Linked DNA regions of Homo sapiens: all the other regions are linked to region 1. A link is a contact called in ENCODE Hi-C or POLR2A ChIA-PET data. All regions are on one chromosome and are shown on one strand. The core of a region is the stretch at or near the end of the contact, and the rest is flanking DNA. Distances in the headings are between cores, read along the strand shown.

Region 1 (6,169 bases), core at 2,739-5,238:
TTTCTCAATTATTGCACAGATAAAATTCTAAGGAATTTTCAAGCACTGATTAACTTAGTATCTACAAAAATTTGGGCCACCAAATGGAGACGTGGGATGATTTTATAAGATCCGAGGGCAGAGCTAAGTGACACTGAATTAAATGAGGAGGGGCCGGACACAGTGGCTCATGTCTGTAATCCCAGCATTTTGAGAGGCAGAGGCGAGGCGGATAACCTGAGGTCAGGAGTTTGAGACCAGCGTGACCAACATGGCGAAACCCTGTCTCTGCTAAAAATACAAAAGTTAGCCCGGTGTGATGGTGGGTGCCTGTAATACCAGCTAATCAGGAGGCTGAGGCAGGAGAATACCTTGAATCCGGGAGGCAGAGGTTGCAGTGAGCTCACTCCACTGCACTCCAGCCTGGATGACAGAGTGAGACTCCATTTCAAAAAAAAAAAGGTTACTTCCTCTTCATTCTCTTTCAGTTCCTCTGACTGTATCAAGAAGAAAGTCTCAGTTTGGTGCCAAGATGTTAACACCACTGAAATTCTTGCCAATCTCACTTTTAAACAAAGGGCAAGTTTTAGGCTTAGAGCCTCCTGCAGGCAATAGTTTCTAGTTAGAAATTAAGGGGACTTTGATTTTCATTATTTTTACGTATACGTCCACCTTCTGTTTATGGCAAGTGCCACCTGCTTTTTACTCAAAGTTATTCCAAGTTTCCTTTAAAATATTACTTTAATAATCACATTGATATAAAGAAATATTAATAACTAAACAGGAAGTATGCCAAACAGGAAGATATGGCCAAAATTTTGAAGATGATATCACAAAGACTGAAGTTGAGGAAATATTACATTAATCCATTTGGTCAACAAATAAGTGCCTGCTATATGTTTGCCACTGGGTTAGCCACCACAAAGAACAGAGAAGAATGATGAAAAAAAAAAATGTGAAAAGGAAAGTCAGAAGAGGAGGAAATTAATTCAAAATGAGGTAATCAAAAAAAGGTTCACAGGGTGGCATTTGAGCTAGGTCTTAAAGGTATAATTTAGACACTCAGAAACAGAAGAACATTCTCAGAGAGTAAAAGTATAACTATATGTGCCTGAGTGGTGGCATCTTCCAAATCTTGATTGTGGTGGTAGCTACACGGGTGCATATATATCTACTAAAACTTATTGAAATGTACACTTAAATGAATGTACATCAGTATATATAAATTTTTCCTTAATAAATTTGATACTATATAATTGACCAATGCAATGAAAGGTCATTGAGATTTCAGGCTTGGATAGCTTGGAGAGGAGGAAGTAAATACAATAAAGGAAAAAGGGAAACCGCCAGTTAAAGACAAGGGTATCATATTTTCATACAATTCTCAATAAAAACTGTTAACTATTACACAAAAAATATTAGCTTTATATTTCTACTTAATAGTTTTATTCCAGGGAGATAATTTACCTGAATTAACGCTTATCTATTAAAATTACATGTTCTCTTCCCACCTCTCCTATCTGCAAGCAAAATTGTGCATTAACAGCATTCACCCTAAGAAAGTAATAAAGAATGAACAGAATATCCACACTGGTGGTGTACTAGTGACACTTAACAGACTTTAGCAAAACAGTTTAAGATTGTGTTCAGCACACATCCTGTTTGTAAAGCAATTTAGAAGTAACTGTCTCAAAATTTGTGTTTTAGCCTTTAGCTCTTTTCCATGATATAAGCTCTTAAAATAGGTAGTTATTACACAGTAAGCACATTTTGGGTGGCTTCTACCATAATTTCATTTTAGGAATGCATGACTATAAGGAGAAATCATCACAGCAAAAGTGATGCCATTATCAACAAGTCTTCACTTGTTGGAACCTCAAAATGCCATTTTGAATAAAATCAATAACTACACTCCACCATCAAATTCAAAACATGAATTATGGTTTTAAAAAAGTCAAAAAACCAGAAAGAATAAGATAAGTCTTCTGCCAATAATTAAAGCATTAAGACTCATGGGAACTTAAGTGTATCATTAATATTTTACTAAGAAAAATATAATTTTTTTTATACAAGTGAGTTGCCACTAGATCTTCATGCTCCAAAAAGTTTAAAATGACAGCCAAAAAATAAGCCTAATGCATGGACCTTTACAGTTGAAGAGGACTCAGCTTAAGTACAGCAGTTTTTAAATTTATATTCTATGTAATTATATTCTAAGAGTTGTTAACCATTTGGCCATGAGAAAATAGATCAGGTAAATTTGGGAATGCTAGGATAACCTTCTGGAGATTTACATGTATCAGCATAACAGTAAAGGTTTTGAAGAGTCCTGCCTTTATAAGCAAAAAAGTTAAACCTAGTTTAACCTAGTGTGCTCCCAAATTATTTGCCATTGAACACTGCTTTGGGGAAAGTAAGCCTATTAAATGGTTTTAGAACACTGTTCTGGGGGAAACATCAGTTTGGAAAACCCTGGTCTTTTCAAATTTCCTTAAACAATGACAAAACCGAAGCCTGGAGATCACACCTGGTTAGTAGCAGATTAAAGCACTTGAATCTAATCTCTTCATTCCCAGGCCAGAGCTCACTCCTTTACTTTAACTACAAAATAGGACTTCTTTGAATGTATACAAACATTTAACTGACAACACTTACCTTACATTTAAGATTTGGGTTATGGTGTCACATTTTCTGGTTTGTGTATTAAATCAGGTGTTTTTAGTTCCTTCAGCACTAGGTACCTAATAATCAAGCCCACGTGGAGATTTGCTACTGCTTAACAATTACAGAGAATGATTTAGTTATCAGTTGTGGCCGAAAGTAATCACTAAAATAAAGCATTTAGACTACTCGTGGTTTTAATTTACTCATAACTTCAGTCGGCCCACCTAAATCACTGTGTTATCTATCAGGTGGTGAGTTACTTAGCACATAATGCCGACGTATGTTATTCACTGTAGACCATATTAATACCCACAAACAAAATTAAAATGTGAGAACTTATGTCTGCATAGACAATGGCCAACAACATCAAAACAGATTTTTCTCTCTCTACAGTTCAGGGCCTATTTGTCAGGCAAACAGTTTCCTACATTTTTGGTAATTATCATTTTTTTTGACTGCTTTAGCTGGAGTCGAAGTCATTTTCCCAATCTTTACATTTCTCAAACGCCATAGAACTCTAAGATAGTGTAAAAATGTTCAAACACAATTTACTTAGCTTAAGAAAAATAGTTGTGTGCCATTCCCCGCCCCCCTCAGGGTACAGGAATGGAGGAGGCCCGAACAAGTGACTATTGTTATGTTGCAACTTTAAAAGGCTTAGGAATCAAAGGTGATAATTGTTAACAACACCCGTTTGACTCTTCTGACTTCCTCTTAATAAACTTCGGTACTCCTTTCTAAGCCCCACGGAGAACATGAACCATCGCGGGCCTACGTGTCTCCTCAATGCTAAAAGAACCCACCAGCCGAGAAGGCACAACGCCTCGATTCCTTCAACAAAGAGGGTACTCCGCACGCCTCCATCGCACAGGTGCGACCTCTGCCCCAGCCTTGCGCACCGCTCCGCCCCAGCAGGGGAGGCTCGGGACCTGTCCCCGGCTCCCCGGCCCCGCCTCCGGCCTCCCTCACCTGGGGCCGCCCTCGCGCCTCTGCCCGGCCCAGGCCCCGGCCCCAGCCCTGGCCCTCCAGTCCCCGCGCAGCTCCCGACTCCCCGTAAACCAGAGGGCGGCCGACCAGCTTCGCAGCTCCTGGCGGGGCCGGAGCGGCAACACCCCCGACGCCACAGCAGTCAGACTCGCAAGGCGTCCCCGCGGCTCAGGACCTAGCCGGGCCGAGAAGGATGCTCGGAGCCGGCTACCAGCCTAGCGGCCGCACTGGGGGCAGGGACGCTTTTACCTGCTGCTGGCTCGGCCGCTTCTCGCCGGCGCAGCTCTCCTGGCAACCACGGCAGCTACACCGAGACCGGGAGCCGAAGGGCCTAGTGACAGCTCCCAGAGTGCACCGTGCTCGCGCCCACGCCGGCGTCGACGTCTGAGGCCTTCGATCCCCGCCCCCGATCGGCTTCCTGCCTCCCGGCGCTAGCTGTTGCCACAGCGCCCTCAAGTGGACTGTCGCGGGAAGCGGCCATGGCTACCAATTTCAGGAGTGGCTAGAAAGGGGGTTAGCAGATGTTTTCATTTGAAGAGATAATAGGAACTGAAAACAGCTTTTAAATATTATTTGAATAGTTTCTCAATATTTCATATGAGTAACCTGCATCCCAGAGAGGTTAGGAGACTTGTGAAGTTAGGAGACAAGTAGTTGGTGTCAGATTTGGAACTATTTTGAGTCTAGAGCTCTATCAATCATATCTAGTTACTCCAAGGTAAATTGCACCGTTTTGCCAACACCATACCGTAAAAAAATGAAAGTTTTTACAAATACGTAACTAAATATATAAAAATCTTTTAAGCTAACAAAACAATTATAAAGAGTAAGTTGTGCTACGGAAGTTGTATATTTCAATATAATGTGTCAATATTTAAGCATTCAATAGCCTCGGGTACTAAAGGTGGAAGATATGAAGAGTTGAAATCATCATCCTTCAAATAGATGAATTATTTGAGACCAAATAATAGTAAACTTTATTTTTTTAAGTGAGTTGTTGCTTCCATCTATAACTTCAAATTATTGTGATAGATATAATAATTTGTGCATCAACATAATAAACTTTAATCACCCCAAATACTGATTTTAGAAAAATTGTCAAGCTATTATCTTAAAATATATGACAGGATTTATTTATTTAGAATTTATTTATGGTTTAGGCTGGGCATGGTGGCTCACACCTGTAATCTCAGCACTTTGGGAGGCCAAGGTGGGCGGATCTACCAAAAACAGAAAAATTAGCCGGGCATGGTGGCGCGTGCGCCTGTAATCCCAGCTACTCGGGAGGCTGAAGCAGGAGAATCGCTTGAACCCAGGAGGCAGAGGTTGCAGTGAGCCGAGATCGCGCCACTGCACTCCAGCCTTGGCGACAGAGCGAGACTCCGAAAAAAAATAAATAAATAAAAGCAGCTCCTTGTTTTTAAGAAGCCCTATTGTAATTCTACCCGGTCTTATATTTTAATAGTTCTTCATTATAAGTATTTACATTATACCAGGTTCTTTACTGTGTCAAACTTTTCAAAACTATCTTCTGGTAGTAAACTTCTCCAACTTCTCTTAGTTTTTACTTTTGTGAAAGTGAATAGTGGAGCTGTACATACGTAATCATTCTCATCTTCCTTTTTTACCCCCTAAAAAATGGTTAGTCCTGATAGACTTCAGCCACACTCTTCTGCATTAGGTAACAAAGAACTTCCTTATATTTTTGCACCTGTTTCAATTTTGGAGCTATCCTGTCTAAGTTGAGAAGCAATGGCAAGTCAATTCTTGAAAATTTTGTCGCTTTAGATAGAGGCTAACAAACGACCCTTGTTCATAAAGAGACCAAGATAAAGTGGGTTTGGGGCCGGGAATTCTGTTCTTGCATCTCCTGGGGACAAAGCCCACCTGTAACACTTGCCTCCATCATCTCCCTCCCTTCGAGCTAGCCAAAGGTGTGAACCCTGGGTCTGATTTTTATGGTCATTTCCAGGGATGCTAACGCGCCAAGTCACGCTCATAAGAAGCAGAGTGGGGCGATAGCTAGCCTCTCGCCGCCCACCTTTCTCAGCACTCTGGGCCAAAGCCTGGTTTTGAAAATGCGCGCCCCGCCCCGGCCTCCGGGGTCACGCGCCTTCTCGGTGGTGCACTCTCCGGCCGGCAGGTGGCGCTGTGAGCTGGTAGGCGGCGCCAGCCCTGCGATCTGGCACAGGCGCCTGCGCCGCAGCGGGGCTGCCGCTGGTTGGTCCGCACGTGGAACCTCTCCTGGTCCTGTTGACCCGGGCCCCTCGGAACCTCCAGCTTGGTCCGGTCTGGGACTGGAAGCCTGCCATGGCGGCTTCTGCGGCGGAGACGCGCGTGTTTCTGGAGGTGCGGGGACAGCTGCAGAGCGCGCTTCTGATCCTGGGGTAAGAACTGGGATTCTAGGCGCAGTGCCCAGCTCGCTTTACTGCTGCCCGGGGGTCGGGGGCTGGTGAGTCTCTCTCTGTACGAGGGATTTTGAGTTTCTTCTTTCCAGTTGCGTAGAGCCTCTCGATCACTCAAAGTGAAGCTTTCCCCT
Region 2 (6,169 bases), core at 1,973-4,472, 4.6 Mb before region 1:
TGTCTTTTTAGTTTCTGAAGTAGCTTCCTGAGTCATTGGTAGAAGGGGAGGCACCCCAGCCCTGTCACTGTTTAATCTTGACAGCCTTTTGCAAATATACTGTGCAGCGGTGACCACACAGGCAACTATTATGACTAAACTATCAAGTTTACCAGATATCCCCCACCACCTTTAAGTACAACAACACTTTGCTGACTGGGTGCAGTGGCTCGGCCTGTAATGCTAGTCTGTAATGCTAGCCTGTAATGCTAGTGGGAGGATCACTTGAGGCCAGGAGTTTGAGACCATCCTCGGCAACTTAGACCTCTGTCTCCACAATTAAACAAAAAAATACTTTCCTCATTTTCTAGGCATTCTGGTATATTTCAAATGATAGCCTGATAACCACAATCCTCTCTGTATTAGTTTCTTACAGTTGCCATAACAAAGTACCACAAACTGGATGGCTTAACCTACAGAAATTTATTGTCTCATGGTCTAGAGAATACAACTCTGAGAAGGTGTTTTCAGGGTTGGTTCCTTCTGAGGACTGAGGGAGAACAACTTCTCTCCTAGCTTCTGGTGTTTTGCTGGCAATCTTTGGCATTCCTTGGCTTGTAGAAGCATCACCCTAATCTCTATTTTCATGTTCATGTTCATGTGGGTCAAAATTCCCTTGGGCCCATGCCTGGGTTCAAATTCCCACCCCCACCCAGTCTCCCCTTCACCCTGGCCTTTTTTTCTTTTCTTTTTTTTTTTTTTTTTTTTGAGACAGGGTCTGGCTATGACACCCTGGCCGGAGTGTGGTGGTGTGATTACAGCTTACTGCAGCCTCAACCTTCTGGGCTCATGCAATCCTCTCACCTCAGCTGCCCCGAGTAGCTGGGACCACAGGTGACCACCACCATGCCTAGTTAATTTTTTAAAAATTTTTGTAGAGATGAGGTTTCTTATCATTGCCCAGGCTAGCCTCAAACTCCTGGCCTCAAGTGATCCTCCCACCTCGGCCTTCCAAAGTGCTGGGATTACAGGTGTGAGCCACCGCACCTGGCCCAAATTTCCTTTTTTGTATAAGAATACCAGTCATATTGGATTAGGGGCCCATCCTACTACATTTAGCTAATTACATTTGAAATAATCCTATTCCTAAGTAAAGTCATATTCTAAGGTACTGGAGGTTAGGACTTCATATGAATTTTGAAGTCCTTGAATTCCCTCAAACATAGGGAATTTAACTCACAACATCACATTTCAAATGTAGGTTTTATAACTTATGGGCAAATCTTAATTTCAGAAAATATTACCAAGTGTTTAGAATTTACTAGAAATTTACCTAGTAGGTGTCTTAGTTAAGCTGCTGTTTCATTAAATGCTTATCTTTTTCAAAAGATTTTCCAAATGTAGGAAATGTAGGATATTTCCAAATATCCTAAATTAAAACTAGAAGGGCTTACTTGTTGACACAGTGTGATCAGGACTGCTGATCTCTGAAGCACTGGACAATTCTATAAAATTGTCTATAAAAAAGAATATATTGAACTACTTCTAAATATGGTTTAAAAATAATAGACAAAATGGCTATAAAACATCTGTTACTGAATAAAGAAGAATACATGAGCACTGGAAATCAGTATTTATAATCATTTGACAGTTGGCATTCACAAAATTGTTTCATATTGCACTGGTGATAGTTTCTACATATATCACTTTTTTTTTTTTTTTTTTTTTTTGAGACGAAGTCTAGCTCTGTCACCCAGGCTGGAGTGCAGTAGCTTGATCTTGGCTCACTGCAACCTCCGCCTCCCGGGTTCAAGCGATTCTTCTGCCTCAGCCTCCTGAGTAGCTGGGACTATAGGTGTGCGCCACCACGCCCGGCTAATTTTTTTTATTTTTAGTAGAGACAGGGTATCACCATGTTGAACAGGCTGGTCTCGAACTCCTGACCTCGTGATCCGCCTGCCTCGGCCTCCCAGTGCTGGGATTACAGGCGTTAGCCACCGCGCCCGGCATCATTTTCTTTTCTTTTCATTTTTTTCAGACAGAGACTCGCTCTATCACCCAGGCTGGAGTGCAGTGGCAACATCTCGGCTCACTGCAACCTTCGCCTCCCGGGTTCAAATGATTCTCCTGTCTTAGCCTCCCGAGTAGCTGCGACTACAGGCGCGCGCCACCACGCTCGGCTAATTTTGTATTTTTAGTAGAGACGGGGTTTCACCATTTTGACCAGGCTGGTCTCGAACTCCTGACCTCAGGAAGATCCGCCTGCCTCGGCCTCCCAAAGTGCTGGGATAACAGGCGTGAGTCACCATGCCCGGCTACACAGATCACTTTCTAAATTAGCGCTGTATTTGATTCTTATTTTAGGTATGTGACTAAAAGTACAACTTCTAGAAACACTTTTTTCCCCTTCCGCTTACAAAATGGATCCATCCAATATCTATTACCTAAACATTTCACTGTCTTTTGATTAGTTTTGTAACAAAGTTCACAATATATGCACCAATATTCAACAGAAGTAATGCAATGTCTGATACCACTTGCTTTTTACCCAACGCAAAACAATTTGATTCTGTAAGTCGTTCAAGTCCTATTCATTTACAGAAGCAAAGCTGGCTTTACAGAATTTCATTAGTGGATGAAGCAGCTACCTCCGAAGGGTAGAGCATCGAGTTGAATCAAGGATCCTGTAACCTGATACTATTACTGTTGTTCTGTCTGCCAGTCCTAAATAGGTTTCATAATCTCATTATCTCCTATCCTCTCCATGTGAAAGGTCTTGTTTTGGGTACTGTCGCTACCGAAATTAAGCTAACTTTGACTAGAGATTGGTTTATTATATTTCCCAGATCTGAAATCACTGTGGGAGCAACTATACGGAGAATCTTAAAAGATTTCTATGTCGCTTAGCCTGCTTTTGCCACGGGTTCGCTTTCCCATCTCCCACTGTCTCAGAACCTTCTCTTTTTTTCTCTTTTGCTTAGTTCCTCTTACACTCAAGCTGTGTAGGGGGATTTAAATTCCAACCCGGAACTCGGAATCGCGCGCCTTGCATGACGGAAGTCGTAGTTTCTGTGACTCCTCCCTTCCCGCCTTTCAAGCCGATTCCTCCCGGTACCTAAAAACTACAACTCCCAAAATGCATCCCCGGTTTGGCCCGCCCCCGTGCGCAAGCGCTCTGAGGCCGCCGGATTTGAATCGGCGGCGTTGTTATTGACGCCATATTGGGGCCGGCGGCGGGTGGGAGAGTTCTACGAGGGAGGGGAAGCGGTTGGACGTGTTCGCTTGGGTTCCTGCTGCGGCAGCTACCTCGCAATCTCTCTGCATCGATCGCCGCTCGCAAGCTACTGACCGTACTCGGGCGTATTAGGAGCCGCGTTCCAGCCTCACACCCCACGGTGCTGTTTTCGACTTCAGAAAGGATCTAGTCTCAGCACAGAAGCGCCTCAGGCGCGGCGCAAAGCTCGAGCGGACGGCGGGGGCGGCCGGAGCCTCTCTCGGGGGAGCCGCGCCTGAGGAGGCGGAAGAACCCCCCTGACGCGACTGGCGTGTGCTTCTGCCCGCCACCGCCCCTCCCGCTCTCACCCGGGCCGTCCCTGGCCACTGCCCCTGCCGCGGAGGCAGCGGCGGCAGCGGCTCTCCTTTCCACAGCCGGCGCTCCGCGACCCGCTTGGCTCCTGAGCCCGTCGGGTAGGCTCTCCTCGAGTTCCCGCTCTTCACCCCTTCCCTCACCCTCTTCTTTCGTCACCCGTCCCCGACCCCACCCGAGCCCGGCGCCTCAGCTGCCCCCGGCCATGGCGTGCGGAGCCACTCTGAAAAGGACTCTGGATTTCGACCCGCTGTTGAGCCCGGCGTCCCCGAAGCGCAGGCGATGTGCGCCATTGTCGGCGCCCACCTCGGCCGCTGCCTCCCCGTTGTCGGCGGCCGCGGCCACCGCCGCCTCCTTCTCCGCTGCGGCCGCCTCGCCGCAGAAGTATCTCCGAATGGAGCCATCCCCCTTCGGCGACGTCTCCTCCCGCCTCACCACAGGTGGGACCCGGCCCCGCGGCCGCCGGGGTAGTGGAGAGAACTGGGAACAGGGGTCCTGGGGTGTGGGATGCGGCCCCTGGGGTGGGGGTGCCGGACTGTGTGGTTCTTGTTCTTAGCAAAGTAGTAGGGCAGCCACGTTTTTCACTAGGTCCTCGTAGCCCGAGGACCTAATAAGACACAATAGAAATGGGCTGATGTCAAGGGGATAGTGTTTGGAGGTGGGTAGGGGCTTTGCCTTGCCCGTATTGGGTAGAACAGGGACATCTTTTTCTTTGGGCCGAATGATTGGAATTGTTTCCGTAGTCGCTGGAGCCCCAGCGGAAATGATCAGAGAGGACGATATTATTCGTAAATTTAGGCGAAAGGGTCACATTTCACCCCAATCTGGATGTGTGCTTGCCGTAATCGATTGGTTGCAGCTATTAACTCTGGGACTGGGTGGTTTGAGGCGAGGCTACAGCCCCTCCTTCAGTTCAGACACGGCTGATTTTAGTATAGTGGGGGTGGGGGGTGGGGGATGGATGTCACTAGGGCGAGATCTAGGCCTGTCATTAATCACCCACAAGAACGCCACTTTGGCTGAGTCAAGACCTGTTTCCCTAGCAGGGTCAACAACAAAGAAAATGCTCTTCCCGAGTACTGTAATATGATCACACTATAAGTCTAGACCTTGAGAAATGTTGAACTTTTAATAAGCATATTGCATTGAAAATTGGGGCTGAGGAGTTGCTTTTATTTGGAAATGTTTTATTTTTGCCCAACAAAGTATGCTGGGGGAAAACAACCTAGCCTTGAGAATAATGAAGAAATCAACCCAAGATTCCAAGGGACTTCAGACTTTTGCTTTTCATCTTGAAACATTTCCTGAGAGAGACTGGGGAATGTCTTTTGGCTGCTTTGTAGGGCATGTGTATGCCCAGTTTTTTCTGTACTTTGAAATCCTTGTGTGCCCCTGGCACAATCCTAGGATAGGCTTTTGTGGACTAGAAGTGTAAATGTTTCCTTTGTGTGTAGCATGCAAAGATTTCTGTGTGAGCCTTTAGTAATAATATCACCCTTTAGACAAAGCCTTTCCATAGCTTGATTTAAATGTCTCGTTATCAGTAGCTTAAAAAACCGAAGTATATACCTCTGTATTTGGTGACTTCCATTTGAAACTGACTTTAGTGTTTTTTTTTTTTTGTCACATTTAAAAATATTTTCTAAATCCATGGAGTGACCCTCGAATATGCAAGCTACCATTTTTGCTATTAAATATTTGGTCTAATTTAAGGACATACTGTTTTAGAGTTGTAGTGAGTTTTTACGGAAATTCTTAGATAAATTTATTTAATGACCTTACTAAACTGTGTTTTAATTAGATTGAAAAGGCATTTGTTGATTAATTGTTAGGCTTTACTTTGGGAAAAAAAAAAGGAAACAGCCAATGTCAAGAATGAGCTACTGGTGGTTGACATTTTTGGAATTTGTCTTTTAGTGAAATGGTATCATTGGAAATTGAAATGGATTCTGTACTTAACTAATAAAGCCATTTCAAAATAAGGTCATTAAGGAGCTAACCAGCAATACATTTCAGTCGAGGGAGTGAATTAATACAGTGCTAGGTTTGGGAATTAAAGTACTATATCTCAATGTCAAAATAATCTTGGGCATGTATGTGAACAATTGGGGACTATACCATGTTCCTCCCCTTTAAAGCACACTTATTCAGAATTGTGATCCTTTGTAAACGACTTTTCATTGGCATATCTGTAGCGTTGGTTAATACAGTTGGCTCCACATTATCTCAAGTTTAAATTAATTGGACTGTTGTAGTAAAACGACTGGAATTATTGGAATTGTTTAAGCCAGCTGATTGAGATTCACATTCACTTTCCAAAATACTGCTATTTTCTTCAAGGTGTTTTTTTTTTGACATCTACTTTGGAAGTTTGATTATATCCTGAAACCTAAAATCACATCCTTATTGATTCTGAGTCTGCTAAAAGTTATTTCCAAACTAATTTGAATATTATCGCAAAAAGTTTACTTGAGAAAACAAGTTGAAATTGAAATTTTGACTTGCTAAAATTACATTTTTTAAACGGTAGTTTTGAATGACATTCTAAATGTAATTTAGTTTGACTTTGTGTTTATATGGCCAATTTGGGGTATGGTCCTGTAT
Region 3 (6,169 bases), core at 3,489-5,988, 4.4 Mb before region 1:
AGCATCTCTCAAGTTGTGACAACTAAAAAATCTTCTGGGGGGCAAAATCACCCCTAGTTGAGAAACACTGACCCAGAGCAATTAAACATATAAAGATGTAGCTTGAATTTTCTAACAAATACCCTCACCAGGTAGAAAAATAATTTAACACACTATAAGTATTTATACTCACTTAGCTAAAATTCCCACACTTAGCAATAACTTTATAACTTCTGTGATACACACGGCTGTGGTTGAAAAGTAGAGTTCTTTGTCTGATGTCCTTGTGTATCTTAAAGCTATGGTATAGACTGCAGCCATCAGGGTCATCACTGCCAAGCAGTATAACTTGAATAATAAAGTGACATTGTCTGGAAAATACGTGCAACAAAGACATTACTTAGTAGACAATATATGTATATATAAGTTAATAAACTAGTTATAGCCTAAAAATACTTTCCAATTCCAAGCACAAAATATTTTCTAAAACTCATGCTTAAAAATTTTTTTCAAAACAATGTTTGCCAATTACATGAGCGTGCACACACACACACACACACACACACCACAGCTGACTTTAAACATCAGCCAATTAGGCATAAGTTTTGTTCCTAGGGAGTGCCCCAATTGCAAGACTATGTAGCGTACTGATTCTAGTTCAGGATGTTATAAATTACATTATATATATATTGGTGGTGGTGGTGGGTTTTTTTGGAGACAAGGTCTCACTCTGTCCCCCAGGTTGGAATACAGTGGCGCGATCTCAGCTCACTGCAACCTCCACCTCCCAGGTTCAAGCGATTCTCGTGCCTCAGCCTCCCGGGACTACAGGCGTGCACTACCACAGCCAGCTAATTTTTTGCATTTTTAGTAGAGATGGGGTTTCCCCATGTTGGCCAGGCTGGTGTCTAACTCCTGACCTCAAGTGATCCGCCCACCTCCGCCTCCTGAAGTGCTGGAATTACAGGTGTGAGCCACCGTGCCAGACATATATTTTAGGACAGGGTCTCACTCTGTCACCCAGGCTGGAGTGCAGTGGCATGATCTTGACGTGATCTCGGCTCACTGCAAACTCCACCTCCCGGGTTCAAGCAATTCTCCTGCCTTAGCCTCCTGAGCAGCTGGGATTACAGGCACCCGCCACTACACCCAGCTAATTTTTGTATTTTTAGTAGGGAAGAGGTTTCACCATGTTGGCCAGGCTGGTCTCGAACTCCTGACCTCAGGTGATCCACCCACCTCGGCCTCCCAAACTGCTGGGATTACAGGCATTAGCCACCACGCCTGGCCCCAGCACATATTTTAAATATTTTTATGATTACAAACTTGTGGATGCAAAGCATGAAACCAACTGCAGCAATGTATATTCTAGATTTAAAGGCAGCAGAAAGAAAATAATAATTGAGAAATGAGTGGGGCTTAATATAAAACTTTTTCACAATAAGAACTTACAACTAGCCACTCATTTCATTGCATTATACAAAACAATAATTCATAACACAGGAAAAGAATATTAAGAACACACCTCTATAAAACTAGAAATGCAGGAAACATATAAACACTTAATTTAAGAATTGCCTGCAAGTATATCTGAGCAGCAGCCATCTCTCAGGCACCAGAGCCTGTCCAAGACCTTTGGTAAAACCATAAGCAGTGGGTACCAAGTCTCCCTCATACTTCCTTATTCCCAGACCTGCTCGGGTACTGCCATCACCCAAGGATCAAACTATTTCTACTTTCCTCACCCACCTCCCACCTATTGTCCCCCAGTTCCCCTTCACCTCCATTCAAATCTTTAGGCTCAAGGTTAAACAGGGATCAGCAAATTTTTCTGCAAAGGGCCAGAAACAAATATTTTAGGCTTTCCAGAGCCATACTTTGACAACTCCAGGTTAAGAACCAGAAGGACACCAGGTGACTCCAGCCTGCTACTTTAACTACATTATATGCTAAGTAAGATTTTGTTCACTGCTTTGGGAGCCTAATCACAATTCAAAGATAGTTTTCATAGGGAAATAAAACAGGAGTTTCAAACAGATTATCTTTAGATACAGTATGGTTGGATCTTACAAGGAAACAGGTTCTTCAATATAAATATTTTCCCGAGTGCATTAAAGAATATTTTCTGAATTGTAGGCAATTTTTAAAAACCATATCAGGTTTTAAATAAAAAGTAAAACAGAAGAAATAGTTTTTAACTGCTTAAACTTTCTTTCCAAAAGATCTGAGGAGCCAAAAAATCAGTGTTTATATAAAAGGAAGTGAAGGAGATCACTATAATACTTCCTTTGTTCTAAAACTTTCCTACACAAGGGAAGAAATATGACTTCAAAAATATACAGCAATAACCTTTAATCAGTAGAAGAGAAGGCACTTCCCATCTTCTAGATAAAGGGTGAACAAACTATATATGTCGCCAGTTTACATGAGGCCTGTGAACTCACGATTGTTTTACATTTTTAAATGGTTGATAAAAAATGTAATAACATCTTGTGATATGTGAAAATTGCAGGAAATTCAAATTCTAGTGTCCATGAATAGTTTTATTAGAACATAGCCATGCTCATTTGTTTCTAAATTATCCAGGCTACTTTTTTTTCCCTACAACAGCAGATCTGAGTAGTTATGACAAGAGACTATCCAGCCCTTCACAGGAAAAGTTTGCCATCTCATGTCCTAGATTATCAACACTTTCATAAATAAGAGAAGTTAGGGCTGATAAACTAAAAAGTACTTTATTTTAGCTACTGTACAGGTTCCTGATTCCAAAAACAACAAAGTGAATATTTAAACACTAAACCAAATATTGATAGCCTACAAACATATTCTGACTTATAATATTGTCATTAACTTGAAAAAATACCTTTTTGCATAGTGAGTATATGGGAATATATATTATATTCTTGAAAATAACTACTGATCTAAGTGGAAGGGTAATCAAATAAGTTTAGGTATGTGCAAAACAGATTGGGCTTTGACATGGAATACCAGTTTTTAAACGTATTTCAACTTTTAAATACTAAATGTTTTTAAGTACGATTTTCTCTGGCAGTTTAACATCAGACCAAACTATTTCTTGTTCACTCCATTCACAAATTCTCCAGTATAAAACTTCAGTTATTAGCAATTTCAATTATTTCAGGGTAACAGCAAAAGTCCATATGTAATCACTTCAAATTGGGCAAATAATTCAAATCACACCCAATGCCAGTAACTATAAAGCTAGCCCACAACTCAACTGGCAGCCACATCTTAACCCTGCATTGTTCCCTGCTTCTCACGAAATTCTATTAGCTCCCATATAGTGTTTGTGTGGAAATGTCCCCCAAAAGAAACTTACAGTTTAAAATGTTTTTTTTCGGTTATGTTTTACTATAGTTTATGGGGACATTATTTGTAATACTTAAGAACTTAGAAATTCTGTAAGTCCCAGATAAATCCTTTGTGGATATTCGGAAACTATGGAAACTGTAGTTTTGTTAGGATTACAATCAAGGCTCAACAAATATGTATTGGCAATAAGCCTAAACCTTTACATTGTTGCAGCTATTTCAAGTAATGATTTGACTTCTGTAATTTATAAGTTTTCGTTCGGATCAATTTTGCTATCCCCATTCCATTTTAGTTATCAAAACAATTCTATTTCTTTTTCTTTTATTTCCTGTGTTGCTACAAAAAAAGGCTTTTAAGATTGGACTTATTTGAAATGAAACAGAAAGAAGACATAAGAGAAGCATATGCAACTAAAGACAATGCCCCTGGGCAGGGCCTGATGAGAAACATGGACCCCGCAACAGGGAAAATAACTTGAAACCCACGCAAGAAGATATTCCTTATGTATTCGTTCAATATTTATTCAAGGGTGAAGCCAAGTGCTCTATGGAGGAAGGGTGGAGCAAGAATCCGGGTGTTGCCCAACTTCTCCTGGTTAATGCACCACAGTCAAAGAATCCACCTCTGGTCCCAACTTACACACACTGCTCAGCAAAAAGTGGTGCGGAGTCAATTAGACTCGCCCTCCTTAAATGTCAATTAGTCAACAAATACGCCTTCACCCGAATGTGCCATCCCTCAGGAGGAGGGAGGTGGATCTCAGCTTCCACCCCAAATAGCAGCATACAGCATTCTCTATAATTACACACAGCATACAGGTGGGAACTGTTAACGACTGTTATCTTCCTTTCGTTACGATTTCAGTGCTGTTTTGACGCCCCAGTGATGTCTTTAGTGGTTGTTGCATGGCCCAGCCGCCGCATGGGATCTGCGCCCGGAGCCTGCCTTTAAGCCTCTGAGCATCCACAGGGTAGGAGGCGCAGAGGAGACCGGAGCCGCGGGGCCAGGGTGAAGAACTGTCCTGCCTCGCTGGGTAATGCGGTCCAGCCCCGGACCCACGCCCTGGCCTCTCTCCGGGTCCGCCGCAGCCCCGGCCTGTCAGAATTCGGTTCCCACCCACTCCCAGCTAGTGGAGGTCAGTGCGGTCTCTGACTCCGACCTGCCCAGCGCGGAGTCAGCCGCGGAGACTGCAGCCGCAGCGGAAGGCAGGCTGCCCTGACTGCCGGGAGCGGCTCCACGCAAACTCCTGACGCCTCAGCCAGGCCCCAGAGGCACTGGGCAACCAGGGTGCTCCGCTGCCCGACAGGGGCTGACCAGCGCAGATGCTCGCCCGCCGCCGCCCCCCGCGGACTCCCCACTCCCAGCAGACCCAGTTCTCACCTCTCGGGGCAGCCATGGTTCCCCGACAGCCCCCCGCGGAACTGACGCCCGCCCCCTCCGCGCCCCCGCGCAGGACACCGGGGACCGCCCCTTGTGGTCATAGAGACGAAGCCGCTCGGCCTAGAGCGCCTCGCCGGCCTCCCGGTCGGCCACGCACTAAAACTGGGCTCAGGAATCCAAGCTACACCCCAAAATGGGGAGAACGCGGATCGAAGGGAGGCCTTCCCGGCCGCGTCCTAGGTGACAGGTGTGTGAAATTCGGTTGGGGAGGTAGTTCTGTAAACTGCGTCTCCCCGCCAGCTAAGGAAGTTGAGTGAAGGGAGCGTTGCCGTCTGGGAATCGTAGTCCTCACAAAGGCGTGAGTAGGCGGCAAATAAGGATTTGGGTTTAGCCTTGGGGATTCACTCCTGTCAAAGCTGTTAGAGAAGCTCCCAGAACTCGTAAAGTAACAGAAACTACTTGCGGCAACATTTGTAACTTCCACCTGGCTCATTATCTTCCACTGTTACCTTGTGTTCTAGATAAGTTATAATTTATTCTACATATCGTTCAGAAGTCTTGTGCCTGTTCCATATCGTCAGCAGTCATCGGTTGTATTTACCCAGCCAGGCATTCTAACTAATGATCTTCGCACAACAAAACGGCCTTTAAAAAATCAGATGTATCGGCCGGGCGTGGTGGCTCACGCCTGTAATCCCAGCACTTTGGGAAGTCGAGGCAGATGGATCACCTAAGGTCAGGAGTTCGAGACCAGCCTGGCCAATATGGCGAAACCCCGTCTTTACTAAAAATACAAAAAATTAGCCGGGCGTGGTGGCGCGCACCGGTAATCCCAGCTACTCAGGAGGCCGAAGCGGGAGAATCACTTGAACCCGGGAGATTGCAGTGAGCCGAGATTGCGCCCCTGCACTCCAGCCTGGGCGACACAGCGAGACTTCGTCTCAAAAAACAAAAAAAATTAGATATATCAACAGGCATTTTAACCACTATAATCTCCACTTTCACTAGGGGATGTTAATTAGCTATCATAATTGATATTAGAAATAATTCATTGGTGAAATAAATGATGTTCAAGATATGTGGATTGGTTTAAAATAATATGAAAATACCTCAGCACTTACAGGAATAGGGATGCAAGATTCTGAGCTGCCCAGCAGCCCACACCTTCTGCAGCATGTTCTTTCCCCAAAATTGTCCTTTTAGAGGGTTGGTTGTATACCATTGTCTTGTTAAATATACATATAGATATATCTGGTCTGTTAACATTGTTGGAACATTTTGCATGCCTTATTAGCATCATATTAATATTGGGAGGGGCTCCCAGGAGACCAGAGTTGACTTTGTAGAGGCAGACATTTGATTAATCTCATTTTGCAATAGTGTTGGACTTTTCCTCTACCTGGTAGTAAGTGTGCTCACTGGTGCTAATCTTCCCTTATTGTAATTGATACAGTTTCCACTAGTAGAATTATTCAGT
Region 4 (6,169 bases), core at 1,016-3,515, 4.3 Mb before region 1:
TAATTTACAGATTCAATGCCATCCCCATCAAGCTACCAATGTCTTTCTTCATAGAATTGGAAAAAGCTACTTTAAAGTTCATATGGAACCAAAAAAGAGCCCACATCGCCAAGTCAATCCTAAGCCAAAAGAACAAAGCTGGAGGTATCACACTACCTGACTTCAAAGTATACTACAAGGCTACAGTAACCAAAACAGCATGGTACTGGTACCAAAACAGAGATATAGATCAATGGAATAGAACAGAGCCCTCAGAAATAACGCCACATATCTACAACTATCTGATCTTTGACAAACCTGAGAAAAACAAGCAATGGGGAAAGGATTCCCTATTTAATAAATGGTGCTGGGAAAACTGGCTAGCCATATGTAGAAAGCTGAAACTGGATCCCTTCCTTACACCTTATACAAAAATCAATTCAAGATGGATTAAAGACTTAAACGTTAGACCTAAAACCATAAAAACCCTAGAAGAAAACCTAAGCATTACCATTCAGGACATAGGCATGGGCAAGGACTTCATGTCTAAAACACCAAAAGCAATAGCAACCAAAGCCAAAATTGACAAATAGGATCTAATTAAAGAGCTTCTGCACAGCAAAAGAAACTACCATCAGAGTGAACAGGCAACCTACAAAATGGGAGAAAATTTTCACAACCTATTCATCTGACAAAGGGCTAATATCCAGAATCTACAATCAACTCAAGCAAATTTACAAGACAAAAACAAAGAACCCCATCAAAAAGTGGGCGAAGGACATGAACAGACACTTCTCAAAAGAAGACATTTATGCAGCCAAAACACACATGAAAAAATGCTCACCATCACTGGCCATCAGAGAAATGCAAATCAAAACCACAATGAGATACCATCTCACAGCAGTTAGAATGGCAATCATTAAAAAGTCAGGAAACAACAGGTGCTGGAGAGGCTGTGGAGAAACAGGAACACTTTTACACTGTTGGTGGCCTGTAAACCAGTACAACCATTGTGGAAGTCAGTGTGGCGATTCCTCAGGGATCTAGAACTAGAAATACCATTTGACCCAGCCATCCCATTACTGGGTATATACCCAAAGGACTATAAATCATGCTGCTGTAAAGACACAAGCACACGTATGTTTATTGCGGCATTATTCACAATAGCAAAGACCTGGAACCAACCCAAATGTCCAACAATGATAGACTGGATTAAGAAAATGTGGCACATATACACCATGTAATACTATGCAGCCATAAAAAATGATGAGTTCATGTCCTTTGTAGGGACATGGATGAAATTGGAAATCATCATTCTCAGTAAACTATCGCAAGAACAAAAAAGCAAACATCACATATTCTCACTCATAGGTGGGAATTGAACAATGGGAACACATGGACACAGGAAGGGGAACATCACACTCTGAGGTCTGTTGTGGGGTGGGGGGAGGGGGGAGGGATAGCATTGGGAGATATACCTAATGTTAGATGTCCAGTTGGTGGGTGCATCGCACCAGCATGGCACATGTATACATATGTAACTAACCTGCACATTGTGCACATGTACCCTAAAACTTATAATAATAACAAATAAATAAATAAACAAAACAAAACAAAAGTATCTTTCCACCTCTTGGATGTAGTACTGTCTCTGAAAAAAGGGGAAAGGCTTTGCTGGCGACAGCCTGAGTACTGACAATCTGAGTCTCATCTGGCTTCCCCCAATGTCATGGACTACTGTTCGGTGCCGAAGGCTTACTCAAAGACAGACGCATTGGAAGCCTCCAAAAGAAAACTTCATTCCGTTAAGTTCTACACATTGTGTTGCAGGGCTGAAAAAGCACGAGTGTCCGCACTATGACAAAAGAAAAGCGGCGTCTCCTCAAAACACCACCATGTTCCCCTATGAGTCTGGTGAGCCAAGACACTAAGAAACTGCAGGAAACGAGAGAGTTCTCGGGGTGGGGGTGTCCATGGATGAAGCACCGAACAAACTGGAGCCCGCAAGGTGAGTACGGGAAATGGGCTCTGTGGGGCCAGAGAGCTTCACCGACTTGGGGTGCGGGTACAGGGAGTCCACGGAGAGGCAAAGATTTGGGCTATCCGAGAGGACGCTCCCTCCCTGGGAGGGAGACCGGCAGGGCAGCTGGGAAGGGCAGAGACGGGAGCGTGATGGTGCGGCCGCCCTGGCCCCTCCAGGCCGGCGCCCAGCCACTCAACACCACCGAAGCCGCCGCTTACCTTTCGCGGGGTCACCTCCTCTCCTCGCCCGAGACGCCCCGCCCCGCTTCGCCGCCCCGCCTGCTAGAGAGAGCGGCGGAGGGCGCCCCGCCCGGCGCCACAGCGTCCCCTGTCTTCCGGAGGCTGCGGCGCAGCGGCGCGGGGCTGCGGGGACCCATCCAGTGCTAGCCTTTCCGGTTCTGAGGACCTCGCGCCCCTCCTTGGGGTCTGCGGGCTGAAGTGTGCAAGGGACGTTTTTGCTTTCTTCCCTTTTTGACCTTTAGTTTTCCACCTCCCAACTTCAAATTACGTTCCAGTTCGGTGTGTATGTTTGTATAAATAAAAGGAGACATCTCCTAGAAGTATGTTTATTTCATGAAAGTGGAAAGCATTCTGATTTGGGAAAGAAAGCTAGATCTGATTTCTTCCTACCCCTACTTTAGGGGAACAGTCATTTAAGTGTAGAGTTAATACTCTGCCATTACGTTAGGGCCTTGAGAGTCCAAGATGCAGGATGTATGCAGGTGCAGTTGAGACAAGAATAGATATAGGGATGCTGGTTTGCACATACTTTGCTGATGTTTAAGTTTGTTGGGATACACGTGAAAACTGATGTGGTTTGGCTCTGTGTCCCCACCCAAATCTCATATGGAATAATAGCCCCCTTGTGTTGAAGGAGGGGCCTGGTGAGAGGTCACTGAATCATGGGGCCGACTTCCCCCTTGCCATTCCCATGATGGAGTTCTCAGAAGATGTTTGTTTATAAGAGTGTAGCACTTCCCCCTTCACACTCTCTCTCTTTCTCTCTCTCTCCTGCACCACGGTAAGACGTGCTTGTTTCCTCTTCCACCATGATTGTAAGTTTCCTGAGGCCTCTGGAGCCATACCTCCTGTACAGCCTGTGGAACTGTGAGCTAATGAAACCTCTTTTCTTTATAAGTTACCCAGCCTCAGGTGGTTCTTTCTAGCAGTGTGAGAAGAGACTAATACAAAAACCAAAAATAAAATTCTAAGCACCACCATCACCAACCCACCCCTGAAAGGAATGGACCTCTGTCTTGGCCAAGGTAATCTCAAAAAAACCCTGAAAAATGAGTTCAGGCCCTGATGGGAAGGGGTGGGCGGTTGGATATGCCTCATTATACCTTCCTCCCGTTGGAGGTTAGACACAACTGACCAGCATTAACATTAAAACGGAGATCGTAAGACTGGTAAAATATACTGTAGCAATAAGAAAATTCCAACCTGACTCTGGAATAACATCACGTGACACATAGTGGGACCTGAAAGAAATAAAAATATGTTACCCCAAAATATATTTATTTGACTATTTTGAAATGGCCTCGCAAAGCTGTCTCTTGTTGGGGAAAACTTACATTCTATAGAAAATCTCTTTCCCTTACTAGATCTTTTTTTTTTTTTTTTTTGAGATGGAGTGTCGGAGTGTCACTCTGTCACCCAGGCTGGAGTGCAGTGGCATGATCTCGGCTCACTGCAACCTCCACCTCCTGGGTTCAAGCAATTCTCCTGCCTCATCCTCCCGAGTAGCTGGGACTACAGGTGTATGCCACCAAGCCTAGCTAATTTTTGCATTTTTAATAGAGACAGAGTTTCACCATATTGGTCAGGCTGGTCTCGAACTCCTGACCTCAGGCAATCCACCCACCTCGGCCTCCCAAAGTGCTGGGATTACAGGCGTGAGCCACTGTGCCTGGCCCCTTACTAGGTCTTTTCCAGAGAGTCTGACATCTTTTAAGGTCTGATAAGAGACATTCACATCTATTCTTTGAAGCCAGCTACCCGGAGGCTTTATCTACATAAGGAGAACCTTGGCTGCCACAACACCCCCGCTTACCTTAACTCCAGCTGGCTTCACATCTTCAGGCAGAGCTTAACTCTTTCAACTAATTGAAAATGTGAAAAATCTTTGAATTCATCTTTGACCTGGAAGCCCACCCCCACGCTGCTTTGAGATGGGCCAAACCAATGTATACCTTACATGTATTGATACATGTCTTTGCCTGTAACTTCCATTTCTCTAAAATGTATAAAATCAAGCTGTAGCCCGACCACCTTGGGCACATGTTCTCAGGACTGCCTGAGGCTGTGTCACAGGCCATGGTCCTTAACATTGGTGAAATAAACCTCTAAATTGATTGAGACCTATCTCATAGACTTTCTGGTTTACACAAGTTATATTAAAATGAACAGAATAGTTGGAATAGAAGGTACCAATATTTTGGCATGGGTTTATGTAAAGCTTTGGTAAATATGTTTCGAATTTAAAACTTTTTCTCCCAAGCCAAATTAACTTCACATTTGATTTGAGGTTTAATTTTTAAAAATTTTTAATATTTATGTGTATGTATTTATGGGGTACATGAGATATTTTGGTACAAGCATACAATGAATAATAATCACATCAGGGTAAATGGGGTATCCACCACATCGAGGATTTATCATTTATGTTACAAACATTCCAATTATACCCTTAGTTATTTTTAAATGTACAATCAACTATTGCTGACTGTAGTCACCGTGTTGTGCTATCAAATACTAGATCTTATTCATTTTATCTGACTATACTTTTGTACCCGCTAAAAATCCCCATTTCCCACTCCCCCCATCCCCACTACCCTTCCCAGCCTCTGGTAACCATCATTCTACTCTATTTTCATGAGTTCTTTTGTTTTAATTTGTATCTCCCACAAATAAGTGAGAACATGCAAAGTTTGTCTTCCTGTGCCTGGCTTATTTCACTGAAAATAATGTCCTCCGGTTCCATCTATGTGGTTGCAAATTGTTTTTTATGGCTGAATAGTACTCTGTTGTGTATATGTACCACATTTTCTTTATCCATTTATCTGTCGATGGACACTTAGATTGCATCTAAATTGGGTTATTGTGAATAGTGCTGCAGTAAACATGGGAGAGCAGATATCTTTTTGATGTGTTGATTTCCTTTCTTTTAGGTATATACCTGGCTTGAGGTTTAATTTTTAAAAGTTCATTGACAACTGGTATTACAAGGCAATCTTCTGACAAAATAAGTTAAATTTCAATTAAAAAGCTGTTACTGCAGTAGCTAAAAACAATTGGAAGGCTATAAAATATTATTATGTTGCATCCTAAGCAGACCCAAACTTTTTTCTTATCCCTTAGGGTTCTCAGTGATCTGTAACATGTCAAATATCACTATGGAAACAAAGTACTTTTACTGTCATGATCAATAGAAAGTGATCAGATGAAAGAATACAAGAAACATAAGCATGTGTAAGAAAAGAGCACAAGCTGTAGGTAAAGATAACAGAGAAAAGCCTGAAGGCCTTGCCCATTTCATGGATATGAATACAATGTGAATGATAGGACGTGTTTAGTCATTTTTGTTTATAATTCATTCCATTTTATGCTGCTTTTAAGAAATTACTTTGAAGAGTGATGCCAATCTGATTCGGCTTTTGTAATCTTCATTTTGAGCAGGGCCATCAATATTTAATAATATTTCCAGGAGATTTTGTATTTGATGGGATTGCATAAAGCAAAGATTAATCTGTATGAAAACACATTCAAAGGGACCAATGATATCTATTTTAATCTGGGGTTCCCAAAGTGTGCTCTGGGAACAACACTGGTGGTCTGGGAGCCTTCTCAAGGGACCACTGATGCCACTAGCGCTTTTTAAAATTCAGGCAAGAATAGTTGGTTGACAATATTTAATAAAAATCATACATTACTGGTATTTTGTCAAAGCCAGGTCTTTTTTTAAAAAATAATAACATAAATGCTGGCACTTATTTCTTTTCCTACCAGAAAGCCAAGCCAAAGTAGTTGATATGATCAATGTGAGCCAAGGATATCTGACTCCCTTGAATGAATTATTAGCTGACAAATGAAAAAATTACACGTTTTGGTAATTTGAAAAAATCTTCCTAATTCTTCACCCCTCCCTGTGTCCCCACCTTTATCCATG

The links. Hi-C counts contacts between places; a loop is a spot of excess contacts on that map. ChIA-PET counts read pairs that join two places held with the same protein, here RNA polymerase II (POLR2A). Pooled maps may share reads with other maps.
Region 2: a map of natural killer cell shows a loop between it and region 1 (28-fold over the local background). The contact joins the promoter of AKIRIN2 here to the promoter of DOP1A in region 1. A Hi-C loop is called at or near these places in 2 of 168 maps with a recorded cell type or tissue (CD8-positive, alpha-beta T cell and natural killer cell) and 8 of 50 pooled maps. POLR2A ChIA-PET finds 5 or more read pairs at or near these places in 2 of 52 experiments (Panc1 and WTC11).
Region 3: a map of B cell shows a loop between it and region 1 (28-fold over the local background). The contact joins the promoter of SLC35A1 here to the promoter of DOP1A in region 1. A Hi-C loop is called at or near these places in 2 of 168 maps with a recorded cell type or tissue (B cell and naive thymus-derived CD4-positive, alpha-beta T cell) and 7 of 50 pooled maps.
Region 4: a map of B cell shows a loop between it and region 1 (21-fold over the local background). The contact joins the promoter of SMIM8 here to the promoter of DOP1A in region 1. A Hi-C loop is called at or near these places in 2 of 168 maps with a recorded cell type or tissue (B cell and naive thymus-derived CD4-positive, alpha-beta T cell) and 5 of 50 pooled maps.

What each region holds. Positions count from the first base shown.
Region 1 is chr6:83,065,490-83,071,658 of GRCh38, reverse strand. It overlaps DOP1A (DOP1 leucine zipper like protein A), which reads right to left and starts at 3,988. Exons shown (of 39, transcript NM_015018.4): 1 at 3,880-3,988. It overlaps UBE3D (ubiquitin protein ligase E3D), which reads left to right and starts at 5,818. Exons shown (of 10, transcript NM_198920.3): 1 at 5,818-6,017. The coding sequence starts at 5,941. RefSeq lists enhancers at 405-464, 3,930-4,079, 4,110-4,179 and a silencer at 3,490-3,759.
Region 2 is chr6:87,699,286-87,705,454 of GRCh38, reverse strand. It overlaps AKIRIN2 (akirin 2), which reads left to right and starts at 3,222. Exons shown (of 5, transcript NM_018064.4): 1 at 3,222-4,005. The coding sequence starts at 3,771. RefSeq lists enhancers at 2,651-2,960, 3,271-3,330 and silencers at 3,491-3,660, 3,841-4,050.
Region 3 is chr6:87,471,543-87,477,711 of GRCh38, reverse strand. It overlaps SLC35A1 (solute carrier family 35 member A1), which reads right to left and starts at 4,738. Exons shown (of 8, transcript NM_006416.5): 1 at 4,693-4,738; 2 at 173-350. The coding sequence starts at 4,708. LOC124901357 (a long non-coding RNA gene) reads left to right here and starts at 4,767. Exons shown (of 2, transcript XR_007059668.1): 1 at 4,767-4,939; 2 at 5,214-6,169. RefSeq lists enhancers at 3,870-3,969, 4,020-4,189, 4,185-5,091 and a silencer at 4,640-4,779.
Region 4 is chr6:87,318,684-87,324,852 of GRCh38, reverse strand. It overlaps SMIM8 (small integral membrane protein 8), which reads right to left and starts at 2,265. Exons shown (of 4, transcript NM_001042493.3): 1 at 2,221-2,265. GJB7 (gap junction protein beta 7) reads left to right here. Exons shown (of 3, transcript NM_198568.3): 2 at 1,810-1,987. RefSeq lists a silencer at 2,154-2,443.